Regions from separate parts of the Homo sapiens genome. Here regions 1, 3, 4, 5 and 6 are each linked to region 2. Evidence: chromatin loops called from intact Hi-C (ENCODE). Cell type or tissue: K562. All regions are shown on one strand. Each heading gives the region's core, and the rest is flanking DNA. Links, peaks and the distances in the headings are about the cores only.

The links. Hi-C counts contacts between places; a loop is a spot of excess contacts. Peaks named below come from ENCODE experiments on the same cell type or tissue, not always from the same donor. Only the 100,000 strongest peaks of a DNase experiment are listed, where the experiment ranks them.
Region 1: it touches region 2 in a loop (7-fold over the local background); 14 of 110 quality-filtered maps call a loop at or near these places.
Region 3: a loop joins it to region 2, with 8 times the contacts of the local background. A loop is called at or near these places in 101 of 110 quality-filtered maps.
Region 4: it touches region 2 in a loop (15-fold over the local background); 68 of 110 quality-filtered maps call a loop at or near these places.
Region 5: a loop joins it to region 2, with 4 times the contacts of the local background. A loop is called at or near these places in 54 of 110 quality-filtered maps.
Region 6: it touches region 2 in a loop (5-fold over the local background); 94 of 110 quality-filtered maps call a loop at or near these places.

Annotation. Positions count from the first base shown.
Region 1 is chr10:103,483,493-103,488,892 of GRCh38, reverse strand. The region is part of intron 3 of NEURL1-AS1 (NEURL1 antisense RNA 1); the gene reads left to right. Among named protein-coding and RNA genes, the nearest start is that of CALHM3, 7.0 kb to the right of the region's middle. In K562, for the core only: a CTCF peak has its summit at 3,025 (motif pointing right); a DNase peak (open chromatin) is centred at 3,012; H3K27me3 peaks cover 668 bases.
Region 2 is chr10:102,833,278-102,837,277 of GRCh38, reverse strand. CYP17A1 (cytochrome P450 family 17 subfamily A member 1) reads left to right here. Exons shown (of 8, transcript NM_000102.4): 1 at 1-213; 2 at 1,886-2,024; 3 at 2,264-2,493; 4 at 3,156-3,242. It overlaps CYP17A1-AS1 (CYP17A1 antisense RNA 1), which reads right to left. Exons shown (of 2, transcript XR_428804.2): 2 at 2,774-3,101. Among named protein-coding and RNA genes, the nearest start is that of CYP17A1, 2.1 kb to the left of the region's middle. In K562, for the core only: a CTCF peak has its summit at 2,155 (motif pointing left); DNase peaks (open chromatin) are centred at 2,177 and 2,957.
Region 3 is chr10:102,898,967-102,904,366 of GRCh38, reverse strand. It overlaps AS3MT (arsenite methyltransferase), which reads right to left. Exons shown (of 11, transcript NM_020682.4): 11 at 2,468-3,774. The coding sequence ends at 3,667. BORCS7-ASMT (BORCS7-ASMT readthrough (NMD candidate)) reads right to left here. Exons shown (of 15, transcript NR_037644.1): 15 at 2,468-3,774. It overlaps LOC107984265 (a long non-coding RNA gene), which reads left to right. Exons shown (of 3, transcript NR_160733.1): 2 at 3,857-3,973; 3 at 4,895-5,400. Among named protein-coding and RNA genes, the nearest start is that of CNNM2, 17 kb to the left of the region's middle. RefSeq lists an enhancer at 5,307-5,400. In K562, for the core only: a CTCF peak has its summit at 2,772 (motif pointing right); a DNase peak (open chromatin) is centred at 2,766.
Region 4 is chr10:103,067,429-103,072,828 of GRCh38, reverse strand. CNNM2 (cyclin and CBS domain divalent metal cation transport mediator 2) reads right to left here. Exons shown (of 8, transcript NM_017649.5): 5 at 4,107-4,200; 6 at 990-1,055. Among named protein-coding and RNA genes, the nearest start is that of NT5C2, 120 kb to the left of the region's middle. In K562, for the core only: a CTCF peak has its summit at 3,031 (motif pointing right); a DNase peak (open chromatin) is centred at 3,048.
Region 5 is chr10:102,727,137-102,731,413 of GRCh38, reverse strand. It overlaps SFXN2 (sideroflexin 2), which reads right to left. Exons shown (of 12, transcript NM_178858.6): 3 at 4,257-4,277; 4 at 2,885-2,983; 5 at 2,020-2,095; 6 at 1,606-1,691. Among named protein-coding and RNA genes, the nearest start is that of SFXN2, 15 kb to the right of the region's middle. RefSeq lists enhancers at 1,094-1,866, 1,867-2,641. In K562, for the core only: a CTCF peak has its summit at 1,993 (motif pointing left); a DNase peak (open chromatin) is centred at 1,973.
Region 6 is chr10:102,910,914-102,916,313 of GRCh38, reverse strand. All of the region lies in intron 1 of LOC107984265 (a long non-coding RNA gene), which reads left to right. Among named protein-coding and RNA genes, the nearest start is that of CNNM2, 4.7 kb to the left of the region's middle. In K562, for the core only: no CTCF peak of the experiment used is centred there; no DNase peak of the experiment used is centred there.

The DNA of each region.
Region 1 (5,400 bases), core at 856-4,855, 650 kb before region 2:
GCCACCATGTCCACCCAGCCACCAGCCCATAGTTAATCAGACTATCAGAAAAGCTGTCGGGGGAGAGGGTGGTGTCCTGTCTGAACTTCAGGGGGTGGCTGGACAAGTTGGAGGGGTAGATCTCTGAGTGCCTGTGCCTGATGCCTAGTGCATACTCAATAACTAGTTATTAAATAAATGAATGAATAAAGAAATGGATGGATTAAGCTGTCGGGCCCTCCCTCTGAAGGATGGAAGTCTGTGCTGCCCATTTTAGGATGGAATGGGCCCTATGCCATCTTATTCCCAGGTATTTTTGGGATTCAGCTTCACTCATTGCCCAGTGACCATTTATTGAGCACTACCTGTATCCCTGGCGCTGATGAGATGCAGTTTCCTTGCTAGCACCATGGGGCAGCCTGTCCTCTGCTTTTTGTGCACTCCAGTCCCAGTTCCCCACCTCCCAGGCCCAGGTTCAGAGCTGAACATACAGCAGGTCTGACCGCATAGCTGGGCTGGGCACGTTGCTCTGAGCTCCAAACTTTTTTGATCACGCACCCCTAGCAGTAATAAATTTTTAAAGTGTGTACACCAATATATGTATATTTCTTTATTTATAATTTCTAAAAATGCACTACTGTATTCATATTATGTATATTATGAAACATAGACTAATGATATTGAAAAAGGGATCATCTTGCCCTCCTCCTGGGGTGCACACACACTCTAGACTAATAATTCTCAAACTTAAACGTGCATCAGAATCATCTATGAGGCCTTGGGGAGAGGGGGAGAAAGTTACTAAAATGCAGACTCCCAGACCTCACCCCTTGAGACTTAGATTGAGCAGAGTATGATACAGGTCATTTATTGATTACACATTGGGAAACTGCTCCACATGGTCACATGTTCTAGTTGTGAAGACGGTGTTTAAAGAAGGCCTACAGGCTTTCTCGGGGGAAAGCTGGACACCCCATGGGGACCAGGCCAGTGCTGGCTGCCACACAAGCAGGGCTAACTTATTGGAAGAGGTGACTGTGCAAGGAGGTAGCAGGGGTGAATCCCAGCCCCTTCCTCTGCCCCACAGACAAACTTGCCCTCTGGGAGGTGGCCCCTGAATCCAGGATCAGTTGTGAGGTCTTCATAGACCCCCAAACTCTTATTTTGGAGCCCAACCCTGTCAGGCCAAATGTACTAAAATATACCGCATTCCACATTAAACATCATTTTCTTGCAGTAAACATTTTGAAAGGATTTTTACAAATTTGGCTTTTGGAATCACTGGATGACAAGGGACTCACTGAATTTACAACTGGTTTTATTTCTAAGCAATCATGCGTGTGCTGGATGCCTTGCCAAGTGAGAAAAAAACTATGTTTGTCTTCAAATATAATGAAATGTTTATGAGTACTACATTTAGCAATCAATGACATTGATACAACAAAGGCATTTAAGTGAACATTTATTAATTTTGGTTTGAAGTTTTCCTTTCATAACTTGAGGACAGTAATGTTTTTTTCTGGTCTCAAGCAGATGCTTTAAAAGTTCATAGGCTTAAGTACCCATAGCACCCATGGAAAAAATCCAGACCTGAGGCCAAGCACTCCCAAGACTGTATCTGAAAGGACGGAAGGAGGTTCCTCCATGAAGCAGAAAGGAAAATGCCCAGTGTTGGCCGGTCACAGTGACTCACGCCTGTAATTCCAGCACTTTGGGAGGCCGAGGTGGGCCGATCACCTGAGGTCAGGAGTTTGAGACCAGCCTGGCCAACATGGCGAAACCCCATCTCTACTAAAAATATGAAAAATTAGCCAGGCATGGTGGCTCATGCCTGTAGTCCCAGCTACTTGGGAGGCTGAGGCAAGAGAATCACTTGAACCCTGGAGGTGGAGGTTGCAGTGAGCTGAGACCCCACCACTGCACTCCAGACTGGGCAACACAGCAAGACCCCATCTCAAAAAAAAAAAGGAAAAAAAAGAAAATGCCCAATGTCGGAAAGAGGACAGTGTGTCTCCATCTGAGACAGTTGTGTACTGACTTCAAAGTCCAGCATCAGTTGATCTATCCCAGGGCCACTTGCTCAGATAACTGTGACAGGTGACATTTATGAAGCACTTACTCATGTGTCCCAGGCCTTGGTCTAAGCACTTCAGATGCATTAGTTCATTTAAGTCTGGAAACAACCCTGTGAGATAGGTACTATTTTTGTTCTTGTTATTATTACTATTATTATTCCTATTTTACAAATAAAAATCCCGAGGCTTCAGGAGGCTAAGTCACTTGCCTAGGAGCTGATGGGGGAGGCGTGGAGGCACAGCCCTAGGACAGCCTGAGTCCTGATTCCCATGATACTGTGCCTGCACCAGGGTGGAATTCCTTCACGTCCCTAGCCTGAGGGAGACACCTGTGGCAAAGGAGGCCTCCTCACTGAGCTCCTGAACCAGCCCCCTCCTGCTTGAGGACACCTAAGATGCCTGGTGGCTTCAGCTCAGCTTTCTGGAAGTTAGCCAGGGAGCACACAGCTACTGATGAACACAAAACAGAGTAAAAAGACAATAAAATCAAAGAAAGATGCTCGAAATGGCTGCAGTACCCCCAGCATCCTCTTTTCTCTCACAGATGTTTTAAGTGGCCTTTACTTGGCAGGATGGCCCTTCCAAGAACGTTACAAAGACCAGAGAATCATAAAAGAAAAGTATGATAAATATGACCACATAAAAGTGTAACACTCCTTCATGGCCAAAGTTGAAAGACAAATAGGAGTCAGGAGGCATCTCTCCAAGAAGCCAGCAGCCTTAAATCACACCAAATGCCTTTAGCGTGAGACCCAGGACAGGGAGCAGACTTTTCTCCAATTGCTGCTGGCAGTGTGACATCTCCCTTTCACGCACCCTTCCCCAGAGCAGTCCCAGAGCACACCCAAGGGCAGCTCTCTTCCCAGGGACGATAGCTGGGGGAAGTTTTTCTCATAGCCAAAAGAGCAGACCTGCTGTGTGTCCCGCCTCTCCCTTCCTCTCACCCCAGTTCCTCCCTCCAGCCACCACTAGGTGACACTACAACTCCATTGGAATCCCCTTTGTCTCTGACAAACGTTTTTGGGGAGCCCTCAAGCCATTCAAAACACCTTAAAAATGTTTACCAGAGCCAGGCGCGGTAGCTCACACCTGTAATCCCAGCACTTTGGGAGGCCGAGGCGGGTGGATCACCTGAGGTTGGGAGTTCGAGACCAGCCTGACCAACATGGAGATACGCCGTCTCTACTAAAAATACAAAATTAGTGGGGCGTGGTGGCGCATGCCACTGAGTAGCTGGGTGGTGCATCCCAGCTACTCGGGAGGCTGAAGCAAGAAAATCGCTTGAACCCAGGAGGTAGAGGTTGCAGTGAGCCGAGATTGCGCTATTGCACTCCAGCCTGGGCAACAAGAGTGAAACTCCGTCTAAAAAAAAAAAAAAAGTTTATGAGGCCAGGTGCGGTGGCTCATGCCTGTAATCTCAGAACTTTGGGAGGCTGAGGTGGGCGGATCGCTTGAGCCCAAGAGTTCAAGACCAGCCTGGGCAACATAGTGAGAACTCATTTCTACCAAAGAAACAAAAATTAGCCAGGTGTGATGGTGTGCACCTGTAGACCCACCTACTCAGGAGGCTGAGGTAGGAGGATCACCTGAGCCTGGGGAGGTTGAGACTGCAACGAGCAGTGATCACGCCACTGCACTCCAGCCTAGGCGAGGGAGACCCTGTCTCAAAACAAAAATATATAAATAAATAAATGTTTACGGATTGCTCTTTTCCTCTTTCAAAATGAAAAGAGTTTTGCTGGGAAAACATATACCCTTCTAGTTTCCATTGGCTACTTCATGGTAAAGAAAATATACCGTTGAGGAAACTGGCCCCCTCTTCAATCACTGAGATGTTCCCCTCTGAGTATGTGCCCTTCACTGAGGCCACGTTTTACCTTTCATCCTGAGATGGGGTCTCCGGCAGCAGAGGAGCTCTCCCTGTCATGGTGACCGTAGGACAGAAGGCCAAAGCTCCCTGCAGAGACTCTCTCCCAGGACTGAGGCCGAGGCTCCCCAAACTTCAGCTGAGTCACAGTCCTCCAGAGCACCGCTACTCACACCGGGATGCCCCTCTGGCTGTGTCCAGTTACCCAGTATGGGCATCTGCGTAAGCCCAGCCCCTGGCACTCCGCAGATGCCCAGGGAACGTCTGTCACTACATGGCCAGAGCTTGAGGGTGTGTAGTCAACAACAGAGGTGCTTCCTAGCCTGGCCCTCTGTGCACCCGATCACCCCCAGAGCTGAAACTCTATCCAGGTGCCCTCTTCCCCCAAAGCAGCCTGCCTGTCTTTGCCCCCAGGTCTCTGCATTTGGCCCAACATGTAGTGTCACATGCGATGGTCGCAGGATCTCCTAGCCAGAGCACCAGCCCCGCTTTTCAGGGTCTGGAAACGTCATTTCCGTTTGGGCAGAAAATCTACCTTTATAGTTTCTTAGTCATGTAAGAGGGAAGAGAAAATAATATTCTAAAATTCAGGCTTATTTATCTCTTCTTAGAAAAACAGGAGTTAAAAATATATTATGGTCGGGCACCGTGGCTCATGCCTGCAATTCCAACACTTTGGGAGGCCGAGGAAGGAGAATCACTTGAACCCAGGAGGCTGAGGCTGCAGTGAGCCATGATCGTGCCACTGCATCCAGCCTGGGCAACAGAGTGAGACCCTGTTTCAAAAAGAAAAAAAGTATTATCAACCAGGGAAACAGTTCCATGTTCTGTTCCTCAGTCAGAAACAATGTTAAGATTTAAACCTGATTATTTTGTTTTATGTCAATAATAATACTTTAATATTATTATTATTACTATTTGAGATGGAGTCTCGCTCTGTTGCACCCAGGCTGGAGTGCAGTGGTGGGATCTCCGCTCACTGCAACCTCCGCCTCCCGGGTTCAAGTGATTCTCTTGTCTCAGCCTCCTGAGTAGCTGGGATTATAGGCACACACCACCATGCCCAGCTAATTTTTTTTTTTTTTTTTTTTTTTGAGACGGAGTCTCGCTCTGTCGCCGAGGCTGGAGTGCACTGGCGCGATCTCGGCTCACTGCAAGCTCCGCCTCCTGGGTTCACGTCATTCTCCTGCCTCAGCCTCCCGAGTAGCTGGGACTACAGGCGCCCGCCACCACACCCAGCTAATTTTTTGTATTGTTTAGCAGAGACAGGGTTTCACCATGTTAGCCAGGATGGTCTCGATCTCCTGACCTCGTGATCCACCCGCCTTGGCCTCCCAAAGTGCTGGGATTACAGGCGTGAGCCACCGCGCCCAGCCAATTTTTTTGTATTTTTAGTAGAGACAGGGTTTCACCATGTTGGCTAGGTTGGTCTCGAACTCCCGACCTCAGGTGATCCGCCCGCCTTGGCATCCTAAAACG
Region 2 (4,000 bases), core at 1-4,000:
AAGAGCCTCCTGTCCCTGCCCCTGGTGGGCAGCCTGCCATTCCTCCCCAGACACGGCCATATGCATAACAACTTCTTCAAGCTGCAGAAAAAATATGGCCCCATCTATTCGGTTCGTATGGGCACCAAGACTACAGTGATTGTCGGCCACCACCAGCTGGCCAAGGAGGTGCTTATTAAGAAGGGCAAGGACTTCTCTGGGCGGCCTCAAATGGTAAGTGGTGCCCATCTCCTCCCTGCCCCCTTCACCACCCCCTGGGATTGTTCAGGTCTTCAGACCATGCCTAGAATGGGGCTTCCAGCTCCAACAACCTGTAATTCTTCCCAAAGTAGACTAGTGGGATGATGTGAAGGGAGTGAACCTTCAGACCCCCACCCAGCCTCTAAATTAGGCAGGAAGAATTAAAGGAATGTCTCCTCTACCAGGCTGCCCAGGAGGTGGGATGGGAGGACCACAGTGGTCTGAGGGGTCAAGGAATCCTCACTCCACTCCTCTCTCTGAGCCTAGACTTCTCTAATGGACTGAGAAGGTGCATGTACAGCACTTAGCCTAGCACCCAGCACAGTAAGTGCCCCTTATACAGCCAGGATTCATGTTACTTTTCATGGAAAATGGGGGCAGTGACTACTGTCCTCCATGAAAGCTGCTGGGGAGAATTAGCCTAGCTATTGCAGGCTGGGATTGCTGCTTTCCTGGTGCTATTTCCAGCTACTCAGGCTCACAGGGGCAGTTTTCTACAATGACATTTCAGGGTTGCTGATGAGCCTCCCACTCAGCAGGGCCCCCAGCCTCTCAGCATTTTTTTTTTTTTTTTTTTTTTTTGAGACAGAGTCTCTCTCTGTCGCCCAGCCTGGAGTGCAGTGGCCAATCTCAGCTCACTGCAACCTCTGCCTCCCGGGTTCAAGTGATTCTCCTGCCTCAGCCTCCTGAGTACCTGGGACTACAGGAGCATGCCACCATGCCCGCTAATTTTTTGTATTTTTAGTAGAGATGGTGTTTCACCATGTTAGCCAGGATGGTCTCGATCTCCTGACCTCGTGATCCTCCCACCTTAGCCTCCCAAAGTGCTAGGATTATAGGCGTAAGCCACTGTGCCCTGCCAGCCTCTCAGCTTTGATCAAGCCAAGGGTTGGTTTATTTTTTCTTGGACCAATCAGCCAGGTCTGCTGACCAACTACCTAGCTCCCACCTCTGCTGGCTTCCTCCCGGGGGCAGAGAAGATGGAGAAGGCTAGTCATGTGGATCTTCAGGGTCAGGAAATGGAAAAGGGAGGCTTTGGACCCTTTTGCTTTGGGGGGCACCTCTAGGAGGAGGCGGCTCGGCCCAAGTCCAGACTGGGTAGACAAAACATCTGCACTCTCCAAATGTGGGCTTGTGGCTGGGTATGCAGGCTTGCAATGGAAGGGTAAACCTGAGTGAGGTGAGCTGTGCCTTTAGCTCAGCTAAGGGCTCAGGGAAAAGCAGAGATCTGTGCAGTCCTCAGCCTCTACAAGCTCACCTGCTCCCTACCCTCTGGACAGGCATAGTTTAGAGAGTTTATCCCATCCAGAGTTGCCTTCCTGTGGTCAGAAACTGATGAGCAAAAAGAAGCCCAGAGGGCACCCTGTCAGCGAAAAGAACCCCAATGCTGCTGCATTCTAATTAAGGGTTCTTTCTTTCTCCTTGATCTACTGTATTTCTGAAGGAATTGGGAGTAGGAGGCCTTAGGGTCTGTCCTACCAAGTCCTTGCAGTCATGGTGGAGTGCAGTGGGGCTGTGCCCACATGGGAGTCAGCATGCCAGGTACCTGCCTTCTCCTCCAGGAAGGAAAGCAGGGACCAGAGGTGTAAGGGCAAGAGTGGGGTGGATGGTGTGAGATTCCTACAGCCTTGCCTGCTCTCTAAAGGCAACTCTAGACATCGCGTCCAACAACCGTAAGGGTATCGCCTTCGCTGACTCTGGCGCACACTGGCAGCTGCATCGAAGGCTGGCGATGGCCACCTTTGCCCTGTTCAAGGATGGCGATCAGAAGCTGGAGAAGATCAGTGAGTGCCAGGCTGGCCCCTGGGGCTGGGGCTGGATCCCACAGGAGCTGCTGGAGGGAGAGGAGGGTTGGGCAGGGGTAAGGGTTAGGACTAGAGCGCAATGCAGCCTTTTCTTGGCTACTGCTGCCATCTAGTGGCCATCTGCTATCTGTCCCCCGCTCCTGTTAAGAGGCAACTGGTACAGAGAGGGGGTAAGGGTGCTGATTCATTTCCCACCCTCATGCCCCCTCTCCCTTCAGTTTGTCAGGAAATCAGTACATTGTGTGATATGCTGGCCACCCACAACGGACAGTCCATAGACATCTCCTTTCCTGTCTTCGTGGCGGTAACCAATGTCATCTCCTTGATCTGCTTCAATACCTCCTACAAGAATGGGGACCCTGAGTTGAATGTCATACAGAATTACAATGAAGGCATCATAGACAACCTGAGCAAAGACAGCCTGGTGGACCTAGTCCCCTGGTTGAAGGTGAGATGCTGCCAGCCCTGCCTTCAGGTTCTAGTAGACCCTGACATTGTCCCCAATCTTCCTTCCTTTTTACTTCCCTGCTCCAGCCGCAATGACCCATCTTTTTCCTGATTACCTCCGCCACCTCTACCTCCTCTGCCACTTAAAACCTTTGCCATTTCTCTGCAGAGATAGATTTAGCCTTTTAATTATGCACCTTAGTACTCCAGATAATGACCTTCATTTCTTTTCCAATTACCATGTGCCAGTACTAAGCATTCTATACGCATTCATCGCTGAATTCCCCTTGGAAGTAGGTTTTATTATCCCCATTGTGCAGGTGAGAAGCAGGCTTAGCGGGGTTAAGGAGCTTGTCTGAGCCTTCAGGCTCATGTCTCTCTCACTCCTAAGGGCTGGACACATAGCAGAGTCAGCGCTTGATGTTTGATTGAATGGGGAAGGAGAGGTGGAGACCACGCCCTCCTCCCTTGTTTAGAATTGTCTTCGTCGTCATGATAAACCCGTTCTGTGTCCCCATCTTGCCTTCCATTCTGGCTGAAGGTCAGGGGTGGAGTAGGAACTTCCAGAGACAGAAAGCTAAGATCCGCCTCCAGGAGAGACTCTGGCAGCTGGAGAAGCAAAATGGAAGAAGGGTGGATTTAACATTTCTTTTTATTTCCCAGATTTTCCCCAACAAAACCCTGGAAAAATTAAAGAGCCATGTTAAAATACGAAATGATCTGCTGAATAAAATACTTGAAAATTACAAGGTAGGTGATAGAGCAGAAGAGAATATGAGTTAGGCTAAAAGTAATCACAAGAGCAGGGTGGAGTCCATTCTACACACTGTAGAAGCTTCAAAACCAAGCAGAGAACCTGGCACATAGTAGGTGTACAATAAAAACTGACTTAAGGGCTGGGCGCGGTGGCTCACGCCTGTAATCCCAACACTTTGGGAGGCCGAGGTGGGCAGATCAATTGAGGTCAGGAGTTCGAGATGAGCCTGGCCAATATGGTGAAACCCCGTCTGTACTAAAAATACAAAAACTAGGCCAGGCAAGATGGCTCACACCTGTAATCCCAACATTTTGGGAGGCCAAGGTGGGCAGATCACCTGAGGTTGGGAGTTCGAGACCAGCCTGACCAACATGGAGAAACTCTGTCTCTACTAAAAATACAAAATTAGCCGGGCACGGTGGCGCATGCCTATAATCCCAGCTATTTGGGAGGCTGAGGCAGGAGACTCACTTGAACCCGAGAAGCAGAGGTTGCAGTGAGCTGAGATCATGCCATTGCACTCCAGCCTGGGCATTGCACCAAGATTCTGTCTCAAAAAAAAAAAAAAAACTGACTCAAGGAGTTGGGATCGAAAAGTGAGGAACTGAAGAGGATCCTAGAAGAGACCTAACCTCTCCACCAAATTTAAAGAGGGCCCGGGGCTGCCTCCTACCTCCACAAGTTCGTAGGTCCTGCCCAGACTTGCTCTACTTCCAAGTGGAAGGAGCCTTGTTATCTCTAGTCAGGGACA
Region 3 (5,400 bases), core at 779-4,778, 66 kb before region 2:
CCCAGAACTTTGGGAGGCCAAGGCAGGTGGATCATGAGGTCAGGAGTTTGAGACCACCCTGGCTAACATGGTGAAACCTCGTCTCTACTAAAAATACAAAAATTAGCCAGGTGTGGTGGTGTGTGCCTGTAATCTCAGCTACTCGGGAGGCTGAGGCAGGAGAATCACTTGAACCTGGGAGGCGGAGGTTGCAGTGAGCCAAGATCATGCCACTGCACTCCAGCCTGAGCGACAGAGCAAGACTCCGTCTTGAAAAAAAATAAAAATAAAAAAATATAAAATTTTTATTTTTTAGAGATGGGGTCTTGCTAAGTTGCCCAGCCCAATCCCATTACTCAACATCTTTTTGGGGAACTGAGAGTTCAGAAGGACAAGTAAAAAGCTAATACCCTCTCCTTGTAAATGCCAAAAAGCCCAATAAACCAAATAAACAAAACACCCCCCCCCTTTTTTTTTTCTGAGACAGAGTCTCGCTCTGCCACCCAAGTTGGAGTGCAGTGGTGTGATCTCGGCTCACTGCAACCTCCACTTCCCAGGCTCACTGCAACCTCCACTTCCCAGGCTCAGCCGAGTCTTGTGCCTCAGCCACCTGAGTAGCTGAGATTATAGGCCTTGGCCACCATGCCTGTCTAATTTTTGTATTTTTAGTAGAGACAGAGTTTTGCCATGTTGGCCAGGCTGGTCTTGAACTCCTGGCCTCAAGTGATCCACTCGCCTCAGCCTCCCAAAGTACTGGGATTACAGGCATGAGCCACCACACCCAGCCAACAGAACACCCTTCAATCAATTCCCCCCAAGCAGGGCCATCTTGTGCTCATGAAGAGCAAAGTATGCTTATTCCAGCTGTACCATTGTAGCTAATGCTGTAATGTACCATTTTCACATTAAAGTAGGTTACGACTAGATAGATACGGCACCCTAGAACCAAGCAAGCATGTTTAAAATTAAGGTCATGGAGGTGAATAGGGCTTAAAAAAATACTACCTAGTTCTTTCCTCTGTCTGTAATAGTAAGTTAGGCTCTATAGCTGAACCTACTCAAAAATTTGAGAATTTCTCCATATTAAACAGCTTTCTTAAAACAGAAGTCTATCCTACGGAATCCATTCCAATGTTTTACATGCCTTAAAATTCTCAAACCCCTAGTCCGAAATCCCCTGGACCATGCCATGCCCCTGGTTGTTTTTGTACTGAGCCCAGGGCAACTGGTTGACATCTTATCAAAACCCTTGATTGGTTGAAGGCTATTTATTTATTTATTTGTATTTATTGTTTTTGAGACGGAGTCTCGCCCTATTACCCAGCCTGGAGTGCAGTGGCGCAATCTCGGGTCACTGGAACCTCCATCCCCTGGGTTCAAGCAATTCTCGTGCCTCAGCCTCGAGTAGCTGGGATTGCAGGCGTGCACCACCACACCCAGCTAATTTTTTGAATTTTTAGTAGCGATAGGGTTTCACCATGTTGTCCAGGCTGGTCTCGAACTCCTGAACTCAAGCAATACACCCACCTCGGCCACCCAAAGTGCTGGGATTACAGGTGTGAGCCACCGCGCCCAGCCTGAAGGCTGTTATTTAAAAACTGAATTATCCAGCTCCTGATGATAATGACCATCACTTATACCTTTCTGTGTCCTCCAATAAAGTCTTCAAGTACAGCTGGAATTCAAATTATTTACCATCCTTGAACCTTTCTTTAATGTTCTTAATATTCTTCTTTAACTATGGAAAAACTGAATCTATCATTTTGCTAAAAGTTTAACCAGGACACCTTATAAAGAAAAAGAAAACCTACCATTTTTACATCTCTTTCCTCCCTCCCCTCCCTTCCTCTCTCCTTCCCTTCCTCTCTCTCTCTCTTTCTTTCTTTGACAGGGTCTCACTCTGTCACTCAGGCTGGAGTGCAGTGGTGCGATCTTGGCTCACTACAACCTCCACCTCCCAGATTCAAGCAATTCTTGTGCCTCAACCTCTCGAGTAGCTGGGATTACATGCACATGCCACCACACCCGGCTGAGTTTTGAATTTTTAGTAGAGATGGGGGTCTCACCATGTTGGTCAGGCTGGTCTCGAACTCCTGACCTCAAGTGATCCACCCACCTTGACCTCCCAAGGTGCTGGGATTACAGGCGTGAGCCATCGCACCCAGCCTATTTATTTATTGTTTTTTAGAGACAGGGTCTTGCTCTGTCACCCAGCTGGAGTGCAGTGGTGCAATCATAGCTCACTGCAGCCTGGAACTCCTGGGCTCAAGCGATCCTCTTGCCTCAGCCTCTCCAGTAGCTGGGACTACAGGTACATACCACCATGCCTGGTCATTTTTACATCTTTTAGCTCTCTTTTTAAAAAACGATCGAACTCTATTCCTGACCCAGTTAGGATAATTTACAATAAATAATCACTATGTCATCAGTCATTAGGGTGAGATACTTATGATTCATTTGTTTTCTTGAGATACTTGATTCAAAGATGTTTATGATTAATTTGTTTTCTTTATTGCAAAAAAAAAGAAAAAAGAAAAAAACATTTGTTCAAAAGCTACCTCAAAAGTCCTCCTACCAAACATGATTTGGCAATCTTTTTGCATGATTAGTATGATGGCAGTAGGAGCTTTGTTTAATAAGCAAACATGATGAAAATTCCAAAAGGTGCTATGCAAAAGATCAGAAGGAAGATGTTTTTCCTGAGACCCTCTGCCAACTGTTACTTCTTCTGATGCCTTTCCTGCTTCTTGAACAAGGCTTAAGACAGCTTCTCTGTTCCATTTCTGACCACTATGTGGCACCAGAACTTTGAAGTAGGAAATAGAAAAAAAATCTGCTTAACTAGTGATTTGCTGTGAATCTTTAATCAATGCCTCTTAAAAATAATTCATTTATGGCCGGGCGCAGTGGCTCATGCTTGTAATCCCAGCACTTTGGGAGGCCGAGGCGGGCGGATCACGAGGTCAGGAGATCAAGACCATCCTGGCTAACATGGTGAAACCCCGTCTCTACTAAAAATACAAAAAATTAGCTGGGCATGGTGGTAGGTGCCTGTAGTCCCAGCTACTTGGGAGTCTGAGGCAGGAGAATGGCGTGAACCCAGGAGGTGGAGCTTGCAGTGAGTTGAGATGGGGCCACTGCACTTCAGCCTGGGCAACAGACCGAGACTCCATCTCAAAAAAATAAATAAATAAATAAAAATAATTCATTTATTTTTTTCAGTGATTTGGAATATGGTGGCTCTCTGCCATTTGTTGTTTTCTTTTTCTTTCTTTCTTTTTTTTTTTTTTTTTTTGCTTTTGAGACAGAGTCTTGCTCTGTTGCCCAGGCTGGAGTACAGTGGCGTGATGCTTACTCACTGCAGCCTCTACTTCCTGGGTTCAAGCAATTCTCCTGCCTCAGCCTCCCGAGTAGCTGAGACTATAGGTGTGCACCACCATGCCCAGCTAATTTTTTTTGTATTTTTGGTAGAGACAGGATTTCACCATGTTGGCCAGGCTGGTATCAAACTCCTGACCTCAGGTGATCTGCCTGCCTCGGCCTCCCAAAGTGCTGGGATTATAGGCATGAGCCACTGTGCCCGGCCCCATTTGTTGTTTCTTATGGTCTGTGCTATGGGGAAAAGCAGGTTAAAAAACATGCAGATCACTCTTGCCCACTACTGTGGTCCCCTGGTTGGCTATAGATTTAGCAGCTTTTCTTTGTGCCACAGCAGCCTCCAGCAGCATCAGGGACACATCTGGACTTCATACTGTCAGACTCTTCTGCAAGCTTAAATGGATCTGTGATTATATCCTGTCAAAAGGCAAACCAAAATGAAAGGACAAGTTAAAGGTGTTTTGATGTACCCAAACACTAATATTTCTGTTTGATTTAGGTTGACTTACACAGAACAGAGATAAAATTTTACAATTCCATGAGATCCTGGGAGTAACATCAGTCATTCTGCCATAAAGGCACTTGCTTCCTGAAGCTTCTAATTACAACTTTCAAGGTAAACTTCACTTAAAGCTTCTTAAAGATGGTCCCTCTTGGGCAGAGCATTGATTTTTGCTCAGTTGATTTTGTTTTGTGGGGTTGTCATTTGCACGTGCCTTTTAAACCTCTTTGGAACTGAGATACGGAAATGCTAAAACGACTTCTCTTCCCTTATTCTAATCTCCAGAAACATTTATACCAAACAGGAAAGTGAGTCCCAGATGTAGGGCTGTCACTAGCAATTGCTGATGCTCAGATGAAATTGCCAACAATGGCCAGACAGATCTCAGAGTAGAGTAACATAAGACTGCTGTATTTATTTAAAAGACAAGACTGCTGTATTTATTTCCCCTCCTTTCACCTCCAAATGAGATACCTCTAACAATAGTACCAGTGGGGCCAGAGAAAAGCCAAGTACAAAGATAGGAAATCAAGAGCACAGGGTCTGGGCACGGTGGCTCACGCCTGTAATCCCAGCACTTTGAGAGGCCGAGGCCAATGGATCACCTGAGGCCAGGAGTTTGAGACAAGCCTGGGCAATATGGCAAAATCCCATCTCTACTAAAAATACAAAAAATTAGCTGGGTGTGGTGGCACGTCTGTAGTCTCAGCTACTCGGGAGGCTGAGGCAAGAGAATCACTTGAACCTAGGAGGTGGAGGTTGCAGTGAGCTGAGATCACACCACTGCACTCCAACCTGGGTGACAGAGCGAGACTCCATCTCAAAAAAAAAAAAAAAAGCATGAACATGCCACTTTAAATAATGGTAATGAATTCATTATAACATAAATTTACAGTCCTACTACTTATTCTGGTCACTGCAAATAGAGGGGTGTACAAGGCAGGCACAGACTCTACATTCATGAAACTGATAGACTGGTGGACCCTTTACTAAAGTGACTGACTTCCTGCTGGCCTTGGTCTCTCTGTCCCTCAGTGTCTACCTTTCTGAAATGAAGAGGTCTGCCTGCATCTGGTAAGATGAGCATCTGGCAGAGGATCTCCAAGCCTGGAAGAAGGCCAGCTCTGCTGGTTGCTACTGCTAGGACTTCACATCAATTGCATTTCCATCTCTCAGTATACTGGAACTCCTGCTTGAAAGGGTTTGCCCTGGCCTGGTGCGGTGGCTCATGTACTCTGGGAGTAATCCCAGCACTCTGGGAGGCCAAGGCAGTGGATCACCTGAGGTCAGGAGTTCGAGACCAGCCTGGCCAACATGATGAAACCCCGTCTCTACTGAAAATATAAAAATTAGTTGGGCGTGGTGGCTACTATGAGGCTGAGGTGGGAGAATCCCTTGAACCCTCTTCTTTCCACTCAATGATCTATCTACCAACAGGAGATGGTGATATCAATATCACTTCTAAATGCATGCTTCTAGTTCAAAAAGATCTCAAGACTTGAAGGAAATGAAAGGTGGGGTACCCAGATATAAGCAGTCCT
Region 4 (5,400 bases), core at 559-4,558, 230 kb before region 2:
AACCGTAGTGGCTGACCCCCAGTTCAGGTCAGGTTTTGTGGCCAAGTTTATGTTCCAAAGTTTTATGATAGTAATTATGGAAAAAACTCCGAAGATAAATATAGGAAAATTGTGTTACCAACTAGGAAATCCCAGCAATTTTAATTAAAGACAGATTAAGCCTTTTCCCTTCTTTTTAATAGCTGGACGTATTAGTTAGGACTGGCCACCCTCTCCTGCAGGGCAGTCGGCAGCAGCGGGATAGGAATGTGCCGGGTGTTCACTCCAAAACAAAGTCAGGTGGCAGGGAGAAGCGGGGTCGCCTGCCTGGTGGCGGGGAGAAGCGGGGTCGCCTGCCTGGTGGCGGGGAGAAGCGGGGTCGCCTGCCTGGTGGTGGGGAGAAGCGGGGTCGCCTGCCTGGTGGTGGGGAGAAGTAGGGCCGCCTGCCTGGCGGACAGCAGAGGCGCTCGCGCTCCACTCACACGGATGTGGGAAGAACCCAGGATACAAGAATGTCGTGCGCCTGTGTGGATGGGGTATTTTTCTTGCTTACCAAGAAGAGTTCACAGCTCTCAGGCCTTTGGCAAATGTGCTCTATAAAAGCGGCCTCAGGGTTTGAGGCCCTCAGGGCCTCTGCAAACTCCAGATACCATGACTTGCTGAGGTCAGAATAAGAACCAAGAACAGTCCCCTACTGCTGACCTGAAAATTCAAGGTCAGCCACAAGGGCAGGGAGCGCTAACAATCCACACCAGAGCCGCCCTCCCTTTCCATGCTTCATGGCTACTCCTGTGCATGGTGACTTTGCGCTGTTCTGGACTCTCCACCTGCTGTGGCTTATGCTTTCCTGGAGAGCTCGCTATAAAGTTACGGAACCTTAGAGCTTTAGCGCTCCAAGGAACACTGAAAACAGCCTGTCCAGGTAAAGGGAGCAGACCCAGCCAGCCAGGCGTGATGGGGGGCAAGGAAGGCAATCAGGAGAATTACGGAAAGGAAGCATGCAGAATTACCTGGAGAACCTGCTGCTAACAACTCTGTTCTGCTGACAACAAAGGTACGAGACAGGGACAAAGGAACTGAAAAATGGAGAAAAACAGGGTGAGATCGCATCAAAAGGCAAGAACAGAGATCTCTGTAATCAAGGGACAGGAGGGGATACTTGTTCTATCAATACAATATGAGCATTCAGTTGCAGAAATGCAAGTCGGTATGGTATTATAGAAACAAAACAACACACACTGCTTTCCAGGAAGAGGAATACAGGGAGGCCAAGATCAGGAGAAATCCTACCCACGAGTTTGTTACTAACCAAGAAATCTCTTAAGCCACTAATAACCAATTGGGGTTGATAGCTCGAAACCTGCTACTCTTAAGGGCTTAAATCACCAGTAGCTGCGCAAAAGGGGAGCTCGATTAGTCAACTGCCCTAAGAGCCTGACTCAAACCGCTGGCGCCTGCACCCCAATACTCACTCACTGCACAGCCTACAGCTCCCCATCTGTGCAACTTTAGCTCATTTTAATTTTGACCTGAAGCTTTGAATTGTTAGGAACGCTTTCAAATCTCAACATAGAGGAAAGTAAGTAAAGAACGCATACACAGATTTCCTGGGAATGCAGACCAGAGTCATCCTCATCACCACTTACTCACTGCCCCATCAGATTGAAAAGTCTCAGAACATGAAATGTTGAGCAGGAATCACACCTCTGGGGCAGGTAGGTCTTAAGAACTGATTATTGTCGGTTTTCCCCAGACAGCGAACATCAATAAACAGAAACTTTACCTTGTGATATCTGTACTAACTGTGCCTCTCAATGAATATACAAAATCCCAAATCTTAGTTGTAAAGTTAAGTAAAATACTAGGCTTTGGAATAGGTAAGATGCCATTAATGAAATTCCCCCCCCGCTTTTTTAGTTTCAGATGGATTCTCGCTCTGTCACCTGGGCTGGAGTACAGTGGCGTGCTCTGCGCTCACTGCAACCTCCACCTCCCAGGTTCAAGCGATTCTCCTGCCTCAGCCTCCCAAGTAGCTAGGACTACAGGCATGTGCCACCATGCCTGGCTAATTTTTGTATTTTTAGTAGAGATGGGGTTTCACCATGTTGGCCAGGCTGGTCTTGAACTCCTGACCTCAAGTGATTTCCCCTTCCTTTTTAGCAGTTCCAGACTCAGAGGGCTGCTCACCACATCCTCTTCTAAATGAGACTTGTCCTTCCATTACAGTTCAACAGGAACTGCGCTGGTATTTATGTTTCAGGAACCAGTAATTGGTAGAAATGTACAACCCACTCCTAGTTTATTTTCAAAGCCATCTTATAAATCTGGTTCTGCTCACCTGGGGCTAATTTGAGGTCAGCTGCCAAAACTCATCACAGTCAGGCACCTTTCTACTATACTCACATTTCCCCTCATGCTTTCAAGGGGACGAAGCACTTGTGTGAGGATCACTGCATCCTAGTCTTCTAATAATCACATGAGCTGGCATCATTATATCCTCTTAACAAGGATGAGACCAAGGGCCTCGCTCAACACCACACGACCTGCCTGTGATGGAACTGAAGCTATAACCCAGGTCTTCTCATGCCTAGGTAAGAGCTACCCTGTCTCTCTCACTAAGCAGTGAAAACGAAGGTCACCTTCAAGTTTACAACAGAAACCTACTCATTAAGTAGGGTCAGACAGGCCCATGTTCACAGTGGGTGTTGGGTGTTGGTCAGCAGTTGACAGTGGGGACACTGTGCCTCCAGGACTCAAACACCTGCACAAGGATAGTGAGAAGGGGCATTTGGGGCAGAGGAAGTTTAGAAATACGACAGAATTCTTGACGTCTCAGTGACTTTCTAACTGAAACATCTTTGGGTTCCTCAGACTACTGGGTGGAGCAGTCGATGAAGACCAATGTCACAGAAACAGTCTTGTCTGGAGGCATCTCCTCCCCTTGGAAGCCTGGCTTTCAGGAATTCTTTTAAAATGGGTTATTTTTAGGTTTGAGGTTTGTAAATGAAGTTTCCTAAAACCGCACATCATTTGGTGTTTTTGCCACAAGGTGGCACCCCAGCATCTCTGTCGACCTGCCCGACCTGTTCGGGCTGCCTCAGGTATTAATAGCAAGCGTGTGCGCTCTGCCAAGCAGCGCCATCCCCAGAGGCCAGCAAGCCACCAGGTATCTATCTGTGTTCATGTCTGAGAGCACATCTGGCTGGCTGGCATCTTGGAATCTTGTGTTCAGAGAACTGTCAATCCCCCATGGCCACCCACCCTTAACTGGCTGACTCGCCTGGCCAGCTCTCCAGACAAGAGCCGGCCACAGGCAGTCAGTATATAGCAACAACCTCATTCGTCCTCAGAAACATGCAAATTAAGACCTCCCAAACTGCTAACATTTAACAGACTCAACAATACCAAGTGCTGGATGCAGAGCAACCGGAATTCACACAGCACAGGTTGGGAGTAAGCAGGTACATCAGAGCTGAATCCAGAGGCACACCCTCTGACACGTAGCGCCAGTCCCAGGTGCGCACCCAGCAGAAATGGACACACACGTTCACCCAAAGACATGTATAAGAATGTTCAAAGCCACATATTGACAGTAGCCCCAGACGGGACTACCCCAATGTCTATCAGCAATGAAAGGACACGTGCACTGCTGTGTATTCACACAGTGGCATACTAGACATGGCAAGAGGAAATAGTGTGATCACACACAGCAACAGAGGTGATGTGACAAGCACGACACAGAGAAAGGAGCCAGCCTCTGTGTAACACACACAGTGTCTCCATTTATGCAAAGTTCAAAAGCAGGCAGAATTAGGCTGAGAAGTCAAGAAAGCAGTTACTCTGGGGGACCAGTGACTAAAAGGGAGCGTGATGGGAGTTCTGTGGGGCTGGTAACGTCCTGTCTCTTGGTCTGGGTGCCACTTTACACGTGTTCAGTTTGTGAGAATTCATGGAGGTATATACTTAGGATTTGTGCAGATTTTCTGCATATATGATATACTTCAAAAAAAAAGTTCAAAAAGGAAGTGAATGGGGTCAGCTGGCAGATACAGAAAGCAAGATGAAAGGAGAGGGGCCTTACTTCCTAACACGTGGTCCTGCCCTATGCGGCTGGGAACCAAACATACCTGGAGAGGCTGTCAGGGCCATCACGCCATAGTATGAGAAGGCGCTCGCTTCAAACTTCATACCTTCTTTCCCAGCTTCAACTTCCACTTTCCCCTGTGGAGAGAAAAGGCAGGTATTTTCAGTCCAGTTGCAAAAGCCTACTGGCACACTCTGTACAATATTTGGTCCTTCCTTAGATTTTTGTCTGATTTCTTTTCCCAACACTATCGAGGGAGTAAAGCTTCAGCTCATCTTTCCCACTGAGAGGAGGGGGCTCATTCGCTTTAAATATGAAAACTGGATTTGGCTGATTATACAGAGGTGACAGTGTAAATGTGATGTTTATTTTTAAAATAATTCTTAAATTAAAAACTTAAAATACAGTTTTCTTTGTAGAGATAGATCTCCTTATGTTACCTAGGCTGGTTTTGAACTCTTGAGCTCAAATAATCCTGTCTCACTGTCTTGGCCTCCCAAAGTGCTCCCAAAGGGATTACAGGCGTGAATCACTGTGCCTGGCCTGTGATGTTTACTTTCTGTGAGTCCACTTAGTATCTTCCCAATATCTGTAGTTCTTGGATTCTTCAGGAGGCCTCCAGCAATGGAAAGGTGGTGCTCTTGCTCCATCAGTGGGACCAGCACCAAGATGATGCTGGGCGATGGCTGCCTAGGCTGTCCAAGGAGCCAGGGCCGGGGCTGAATCAGGGTCAAGGGCCGACATGGTTTGTGGCCATGGAACAGAGAGGAATAACCTGGGTAGAACCCACTCTGTCTCACGAGCACGGTGTCCTGACCACTGAGCAGACCCCTCGCAGGCTGGTAACTTGCTGTCTACACTCCTGGAGGCACTTAAATTCCATGGGATTTTTCTCCTGTCTTGGAAAAGCAGTTTGAAGAAAGTCTCCTTCCATTAAAATAAAGTTCCCCTCTCCTCCCCCTAAGATTTTCCCTTTTCTTCACTTTCGCTAACTTGTCGACAACTTCTTCTTTACCTTGATGAGTTCTTTTGGGATAGAGTGTCTTATTCATCCCTGGAACCCCAGGGTCCACTATAATCCCTGCATGGTAGGTGCTCATTGTGTTTTCTGGGCTACTGAAATGCTCTAAGTCAGTTTCACTTCTAGTTTCTCAGGCCAAGGGTCAGAAATGCTCTTGTTCCCATTACTACAACTGTGTGAGGCATCCTTTACAATGGGTGAACAAAAATTAAGATGCCATGTATTGAAAAGGAATTGTGCTAACACATCAGTGTTTTATGAATTCATTTAATGTGCACAACTCGATGCAGCAGACAAATCATTGCCCTCCTACAAA
Region 5 (4,277 bases), core at 278-4,277, 110 kb after region 2:
GATCATCCTGGCACCCACTTTACAGGACCTGGTAAGGATTAAATGAGATAATGGCTATGAAATACTTGGTCCAGCACCTGACACACAGTGTGATCACTCCACAAACAGTAGCTACTCTAGCTATTCCTTTTTTTTTTTTTTTTTTTTTTGAGACAATCGCACTCTGTCACCCAGGCTGGAGTGTAGTGGCATGATCTTGGCTCACTGCAACCTCCATCTCCTGGGTTCAAGCGATTCTCCTGCCTCAACCTCCCCAGTAGCTAGAATTACAGGCATGCGCCACCATGCCCGGCTAATTTTTGTTTTTGTTTTTTGGTTTTTTTTTTGTGATGGAGTCTCACTCTGTCACCCAGGCTGGAGTGCAGTGGTGCGATCTTGGCTCACTACAAGCTCCGCCTCCCGGGTTCACAACATTCTCCTGCCTCAGCCTCCCAAGTTGCCGGGACTACAGGCACCCGCCACCATACCTGGCTAATTTTTTGTATTTTTTAGTAGAGACGGGGTTTCACCGTGTTAGCCAGGATGGTCTCGATCTCCTGACCTCGTGATCCGCCCACCTCAGCCTCCCAAAGTGCTGGGATTACAGGCGTGAGCTACCACGCCTGGCCCTAATTTTTGTATTTTTAGTAGAGATGGGGTTTTGCCATGTTGGCCAGGCTGGTCTCAAACTCCTGGCCTCAGGTGATCCTCCTGCCTCAGCATCCCAAAGTGCTGGGATTACAGGCGTGAGCCACCGCACCCAGCCCACCCCAGCTGTTCTTCTCAGGCCAGTTCTTGACAGCACTCAACTCAAGCCCCGGTAGGTGGCAGGGACTCATTCTCCTGTTAGGAAAGGGCCACTGGATGGGGAAGGAAAGATGAATGGAGCAGCATGTGTGCACAACTATTCTGGTAGTGCTTCCTCTACAAAGACTAGTGTGAACATTTTCCATTTGTTGGTAGTCCCAAGAAAATGTGGCTTGTAGATATTGATGATGATGACAATGGTAGAAATAACAGTGAACACTTATGTAGCATCTCTTATGTTCCAGGTGCTATTTTGAGTGCTTTACATATATTACATCATTAAAACCTCATAACAGAGATTTCTCTAGTCAAGAAATAAGAACTGTGAGACACAATGAGTTTCTCCTTTACCTTTTCTCCTGAAAAGCTTAGAGTTGGGTGCCTGGAAAACTTCTGTCTACTCCTCTGGCTTCTTTCAAAGCTTCTGGGTTCTATGCTATCTTTAGACACCTCAGCCTGCTACATTTCATTCTGTATGCCATCCCCAGGGCTTGGGAAGTAGGAGGAGTTCACAATTTTAACACAGGTCCAAAAGGACATGATCCAGTGTAAAACTCCACAGGTCCACCCTGTCTTTCCCATCCCACATCACCCAGGAGAGGACTCCCACGGGACTCAACACACGGCCTAACCCAAAGTCACCCACCACTCCCGGGGCCATCACCATGGGAGCTGCCAATCCCAGGGCCCTTCAGAGGCTCAGCCCAGCAGCCCTCCCCATGCCCACCGCAGTCCCCAGAAGCCACCCACTGCTTTGGTTTCTTGCCCCTTTTCTGCTAATCTTGTGGTTTGTAGGGAGAAAAAGGGGCCTTTACTCACTGCTGTCGCATCATGGGGATATTGACACAGTTAGCCGCAGCCACAGCGGCAAAGGGCACCCAGCGGCCCACCAAGGGCGGCGCTTTCTGTTGGGGGAAGAGAACAGTAGGAGTTGTTCAGAAGCGCTGGAAGATGGGAGGGGAGGGGGCTGAACGACTAGAATACAAAAAAGAAAACTAGGCCTTGCTACCGCCACACATCCAGACACCCAGTCTGGGAACCCCAAACTCCCTCAAAGGCCCAAGAAGAACCAACCTGGGGACGGCCCTGGTGTATTTCTCATCACTTGGCCAGCCGGGCTCTGGCCATTCCCAACTCACCCAGCCTGGGGAACTGTCCCTGGGGGAAGGACGTTTTCCCTAGGACTCTGCTGCCCCCGCGTGGCCACCATGCTGCAGCGGCCCCAGACCATACCTTTGTCAACATGTTCATGCCCACAGCCGTGGCCACAGCAGTGGTTGTGGCTGTGAAGTAGGAAAGGGCCATCTGCCTGGGGGAGGAGAGAGATGCTTGGGAGTGGGGCCCCTGCCGGCTGAGGGCCAAACCACGGGCTTCAGGGAGAAAGTCGGCTGGCGAGGCTTCGTGCGTGAAAACCGCACAGGATCTGTCCCCAGCCTTATCTTGTGACCCTCTCCCCCTCACTCACAGTGCTCCAGCCCCCTTGGTCTTCTTTCAGTACTGTGAACATGCCAAGTTCCTCCCTGCCTCGGAGCCTCTGCACACGGCTGCTCCCTATGCGGGGAGGTGTTCCCTGGGCTCTTGGGTCATTCATCCCTCATCCTTCAGGACAGTTGAAATGTCGTCTTCACAGATGGGACTGCTCTAAGTGGCCTAACTACACAGACACCGCTCTGCTGTTCTCTGCCTTGCAACCCTGGTTTTCTGGGTGGTTTTTTTTGTTTGTTTTGAGACTGATCTTAGGCAATCTGCCTGCCTCAGCCTCCCAAAGCGCTAGGATTACAGGTGAGAACCACCGTGCCTGGCCCAACCACATGTCTTAACAATGTATCCCAGCATCTAGAACCATGCACATCCCCAGCACATAAGACACACTCAAGAAGAAATATTTAGAGAATGAATGAATAAACACATTTGGAATTGGTCTAGGAAGAAGATCCACCCCTACTCAGCTTGAGAAAATATTTCCAAACCCTGGGAAAGGGTGACTTGGTCACCTGCTCAGTGCAGGTGCTACCCAGGAAGGACTGACAGCCCAGAACCCTTTAGAAAAGCTGTTCGTGGGGAGACACGAGGACAGCCTGGGGTTCAGGTCTCCTACCTGACTGATGTGGGGGAAGCCGCATTCCTGTTGGTGTAGTTGACTAAGGCATTGAAGGACTGGTTCACCCACTGCCAGAAGATCACCGCCGGCATCGTCCTACCAGTGAGGAAGGCCAGGAGAGGCAGAGAGAAGTCAGATGGCAGGGAGTCCTGAGGGTATGCCAGTCAAAGCACATGATCTGCAGGTCCCCACACTGTTCCCATACTAGTTTTTTATTTTTATTTTTTTGAGACGGAGTCTCACTCTGTCACCCAGGCTGGAGTGCAGTGGTACGATCTCAGCTCACTGCAACCTCCGCCTCCCAGGTTCAAGCAATTCTCCTGTCTCAGCCTCCCAAGTGGCTGGGACTACAGGCACACACCACCACGCCTGGCTAATTTTTGTATTTTTAGTAGAGACGGGGTTTCACCATATTGGTCAGGCTGGTCTTGAACTCTTGACCTCAAGTAATCCACCCGCCTTGGCTTCCCAAAGTGCTGGGATTACAGACATGAGCCACCGTGCCCAGCTTGTTCCCATACTGTTTTATGCACCTGGGCTTCTGCGCAGGCTGGCCCCTCTGCCTCAAATATCTCCCCCTCCTCCTTCCATACATGGCCAACCCTGCCCTGTTGAGAGGGATCACTTCCTCCATGGAACCTTCCCGACCCTTTCCCTGCCCCTCCTGAGACAGAGTAAGTCACTCCATGCTCCTGCTCCCACAACCCCATGTTCTTCCTCCAACCTACCACTTACCAAGCTGTACTGTAACTGTTTACTTCTTGGTCTCCTCAACAAAACTGGGAGCTCCTTGACGGGAGGTTACTGAAGCCTTCACATTCCCAACACCCGGCCCAAAGCCCAGCTCAATAGCTGAACCAATCAATGCGTGGGGTGGGGGACGCAGGGGAGGAAGGAAGAGGTAGGAAGAAGAGTCACATGTCCAGCAGCTACAGAGGCAGTCTATTCTCTCCCCAACCAAGCCAAGAAAGGGACTTCCTATTGTTTTGTTTGGGTGTTACATAATTAAAATCATTGTGGAATAAGTACTTTTTAAAGAGGGAATTGGGGTAGCTTATTTGTTGAGGGTTCTACACAGGACTGCCTCAGTTAAAATCCAGGCACCCATATTTCCTGCCTGTTTAAACCTGGACAAGTTCTTCAGCTTCTCTAGAACTCTAGTTCTTCATCTATAAAATGGAAATAATAGTACCTATAGTGTAGGGTTGTTGCGAGGGTTAAATGAAGCAATACGAGCAAAGAATGTAGCATAGTGCCTGGTATCTGGTAAGTGACCAATCAAGAGAACTATTATTATTATCATAGTATGGCTCCCTGACCAGCAGATCCAGGCAGCTGTACCTCCCACGGCCCTGCCCCCAGGTCCCACCTGTAGAACTGGAGCATGAAG
Region 6 (5,400 bases), core at 858-4,857, 78 kb before region 2:
ACTTGCGGAAAACACTCCCTCTATGCCGCGTCTACTTTATTTTTCTTGAAAGCAAAGATCACTTTCTAATACACTATGTAAATTATTGATTTGGTTTGTTATCTGTCTTCTTCCACTAGAACTTAAGCTCCCTGAGGGCAGAAAGTGTGTCTGTTTGTTCACTGCTGTATCACAGGGGCCTAGAAGAATAGTAGATATATAGATAGATAGATGTATATTATATACATATATATTTTATATATATATATATATATATATATATATATATTTCTTTTTTTTTTTTGAGAGAGAGAGATGGAGTCTCATTCTGGCACCCAGGCTGGAGTGCAGTGGTGCGATCTCGGCTCACTGCAACCTCTGCCTCCTAGGTTCAAAGGATTCTCTCTTGCCTCAGCTTCCCAAGTAGCTGGGACTACAGGCATGCACCACTTCGCCCAGCTAATTTTTGTATTTTTAGTAGAGACGAGATTTCACTATATGTTGGCTAGGCTGGTCTCAAACTCCGGACCTCAGGTGATCCACCCATTTGGGCCTCCCAAAGTGCCTGGATTACAGGCATGAGCCACCACACCTGGCCCTAGATATTCTTTATTCTTTTTTTAAAACAAACAAACAAAACAGGGTCTCGCTCTGTCATCCAGGCTGGAGTGCAGTGGCACAATCATGGCTCACTGCAGTCTCCACTTCCTGGGCTCAGCCTCCCAAGTAGCTGGGACTACCGGCACATGCCACCACATCTGCCTAATTTTTTTTTTAATTTTTAGTAGAGACAGGGTTTCGCCATGTTCCCAGGCTGGTCTCAAACTTCTTGCCTCAAGAGATCCTCCTTACTTGGCCTCCCAAAGTGCTGGGATTACATGTATGAGCCACCAGGCCTGGCCAATGATAGATATTCAAAACAATATATGTAGAATGTTAAATAAATGAAAGTATTTATTCTGATTATTTTAAACAATGTCCTGAGTCTAGTTTCCAGCCCTTCCATTTCTGATGCTGCTTCCCCTACCTCAAGTCTCATACTGCTATATTTGAAAAGTAAGTTCAGATGAAGAAAACCACCCACAGGCTCAGGCTTGGCATGCATTTATAAGAATGGCATTATGGAAGTTTCCCAAGAAAAAAATGATTTTTAAGGATATTTGGCAAAGGTTAAGGATAGACATGATCCTTCTAACTCAGTGGATTGAAAATAAACCATTTTAACTTCATAAAAAGTGGAAATACTACAAATGTTTTTAAGGGAGCTAAGAGAGAAGACAGGCTCTCAAATGCTGAAAGTACATGTGTGGAATAGGAGTGAAGTCGGGGGAGGAGGAGCTTGCCAACCCTACAGACATTTCCTGTGCATTTCAGAGAAAGCTACAACAGGACAATGTGACATTCAGCAATTTAGAAGCAAGTTAGAAATTCAGGACTTCATAGAAGAAAAGGTCAGAAAGGACACCCAGACAACTTACAATATTAAAAAAAAAAAAAAACTCAAATTCACACAGAGGGTTGCTGAATGATCCTGGATGGTTGGTGGGGGTTTATACTCTTCATGTATACTCAAGACACACAGAGCAATCTAGATGCCTAAGTCAAGTAATTGTTCCTTAGCAAGAGGGATCTTCAAGTTTGGAGGCTTTTTGGCTTCAGTAGTTTCTCTTCTTTTTTTTTTTTTTTTTTTTTTTTTTTGTGGTGGGGAAGGAGTTTTGCTCGTCGCCCAGGCTAAAGTGCAGTGCAGCAGCATGATCTCAGCTCACTGCAAGCTCTGCTTCCCAGGTTCAAGCAATTCTCCTGCCTTAGCCTCCCAAGTAGCTGAGATTACAGGAGCCTGCCACCACGCCCGGCTAATTTTTTGTATTTTTAGTAGAGACGGGGTTTTGCCATGTTGGGCAGGCTGGTCTCGAACTCCTGACCTCAGGTGATCTGCCTGCCTCGGCTTCCCAAAGTGCTGGGATTACAGGCGTGAACTACCATGCTCGGCCGTTACCCTCTTTAGTGAGTACCTGCTATAGAGCAGGCTTATGGTGACTTCCAGGGACTTCCCAGCCCGTCCATTTGTTTAAATGGAGGGCAAGGTCAACACCTGCCTCTAGGGATCTCTTCTGAAATCTGGAAGAAAAACAAAAATGAGGCTCTTGAATTATGATATTTCACCTCCATAAAGGGGGACAAAAGGCCCAAGATTGCTAAATGGTTGCTGCTGCTGCCCAATCCTATTTAAAGTTCTGACGGTCTGACCTTGGGCAAGTCATTTAGATAAAGCTAGAACCACATACCTTCCCTAACTAACCCTCTCTTTCCAGAATCCTTCACTATATACTAAAAGGGAAAGGTGACTTCAATTTTCTCATCTGCAAAAGATAAGCTCCCAAGTCTGTAGGTTCAGGGATTTAGAAGGCATTGCATCCAGACCTAAAAGTCTTTTAAAGTTTGATAAGTTTGATTTTCTTAAAGATGGCAAGTAAAACACTAAATGTCATTCTACACATTTTGTTGCTGAACATAAAGCTGATTTTATAGAGAAGCTTTTCTTTTTTCCAAAAATTGCCTACTTATAAAAAGTATTCGTATTTATTGCTTCAACGGTATCATTTCTTTTTTCTTTTTAGGGAACAGGGTCTCACTCTGTTGCCCAGACTGGAGTGCAGTGGCACAATCATAGCTCACCGCAGCCTCAAACTCCTGGGCTCAAACTCAAGCAATCTTCCTTCCTCAGCCTCCTGAGTAGCTGAAGCTATAGGCACAAGCTAATGCACCAGGCTCCAACAATGACATTTTAATCACACCAAAACACAAGATCTTGGCTGGCCATGGTGGCTCATGCCTGTAATCCCACGACTTTGGGAGGCTGAGGCAGAAGGATAACTTGAGCCCAGGAGTTCAAGACTAGCCTGGGCAACATAGACACTGTCTACCAAAAATAAAATGAAATGTTAGCTGGGCATGGTGGCATGTTCCTGTAGTCCCAACTACTCAGGAGGCTGACGTGGGAGGATCACTTGAGCCCAGGAGTTCAAGGCTACAGTGAGCTGTGATCGTGCCACTGCACTCCAGCCTGGGTGACAGAATGAGACCCTATCTCAGAAAAAAAAAAAAAAAAAAAAAGGGCTGGGCATGATGGTGCATGCCTGTAATCCCAGCACTTTGGGAAGCTGAGGCAGGCAGATCACCTGAGGTCAGGAGTTCAAGAACAGTCTGGCCAACATGGTGAAACCCTTTCTCTACTAAAAATACTAAAATTAGCCGGGTGTGGTAGTGGGCGCCTGTAATCCCAGCTACTCGGGAGGCTGAGGCAGGAGAATCGCTTGAACCCGGGAGGTGGAGATTGTAGTGAGCCGAGATGGCGCCACTGTACTCCAGCCTGGGTGACAGTAAGACTGTCTGAAACAAACAACCCCACAAGATCTGAGGAAAAACAGGAACTAGGAAAATGCTGGAGTTAACCACACTTTCCATAGAGTCAAATCTGTATCAAATCTGTTCACCCTGAGAGGGATTTCTCTGAAGCAACACTATCCACTTGCTCAAATACATAGAACCCTTTTAGCTAAGACTTTTTCACAACAGTTAAAAAAAAAAGTAACATAAAATCTACAACACCATTTACCATTTCAAGAAGAGTTTTCAGGCCTCTTATTTAGGGCTTTCCCATTTTCCTCCTTTTGCTAAATATTTTCTGAACATTGTTACTAGGTAGGAGAGAAAAATGTGGCTTTTTGATGGAGTTGTGGGAAAAGCATCCTTCTTTGAGAAGGGCCCCCACGCTCCTTGGGTGCCGCTGTTCCTGGGAATGGGGCTGTCAGGTGCCCACATGGGAGGTCTTCTGTGCTCTGAGCTGGCACTCCCTCCTTTTCTCCACTGCCCCCTTGACCCTACTGGGCCACTCAGAGAACAGTTCTGCTGCTAAAAGTCCACTGTTTGCCCTACTCCAGCACCCCTGCTCTCTGACTGCCAAGCCCTGCCACTGTGAGATTTTCTAGAATCTTCTAGAACGCTCTTTATGCCTGTTTCTTCCAGCCTCCTGCTCAGGTGTGGACAAGGGTGTAAGCAAGGCTCTGAGCTTGGTTATCCTTATCACTGTGACTAAAACACTCAACCCAGGCCATGCTTTTAGGGAAGCAGTTCACTTCTATATAGAAGTTTTAAAATGTTGAACCATATGAATCTTACCTATTCAAAAGACTAATTTAAAATTACATTTGGGAAGTGAGAAACAGGTGGGAAATAAAGAAGACTCTGACAGGAGGATGGTAACTAGGAATAAGATGCCAGGAAAACAAATAGGTCCTGAATGTCCAATTCTGAGCCCTCCCATAAGACTCAGACCTGCAGGGTGCTGACACCAGAGCTTCCATTTATGACCCTAGTCATAAAATATCAGCTTTCCCATACCAGCTAAGCTCATTCCCATGGTCTTTTCTCCACAGCCTCTGAAGCTGGGCTAAAATTCTACTCCAATAAGTCAAATCCCCCCATGCAAAGACAAAACAACATGTCAGTGGGAGAAACAAAACAAAACAAAACCGCCCCTATTTTTAGTTCCTCTGAGATACCTATTTTTTTTATATATATATTTTAACACCTCTGCTGGCAGGAACCTATTTATTTTAAATATCACTAAACTGAAGATTTAACTTATTTGTTCCCATTTAGTAATACATTGCCTCAATTTTCTATGTCCTCTTTAAATTTTAAATAAAAAGTTTGTGTTTTCTCACCTCATTTAGTTTTCCCCTTTTATTTGTAAATTTATCAACTAATATATATTGTATATTTAATAACTTCCAAACCGTGTACTAGGCACTGCAGAGCTGCAATATGGAATCAGGGGTTACCCTAAAAACTTACTAGCAAGGAAGTTAGCAAATGTTTACATAAATAACTACATAATACAAGATAGAGCATCAAATGTCTTAAGAAGTAAAATAAAGGGGAAGGATTGAAGAACTTTGAGGAATAGAAGTTTTAGGTATATGCCATGTCAGAGCTATTCCAAAAAGGGTGTCTTAGTGTGCTCACGGTGCCATAACAAAATACTGTAGACAGTGTATCACTCAGGGTTCCCTAGAGGGACAGAACTTTATATATATATATATCCTATATATAGATATATATCCTTTATATAGATATATATCCTTTATATAGATATATATCCTTTATATAGATATATCCTTTTTATAGATATATCCTTTTTATATATATATCCTTTATATATAGAGAGAGCCTTTATATATATATAGCCTTTATATAGAGAGAGAGCCTTTATATATATATAGCCTTTATATATATATAGCCTTTATATATATAGCCTATATATATATAGCCTTTATATATATATATAGCCTTTATATATATATATATATATAAATGAGTTTATTAAGTATTAACTTAAACGATCACGAGGTCCCACAA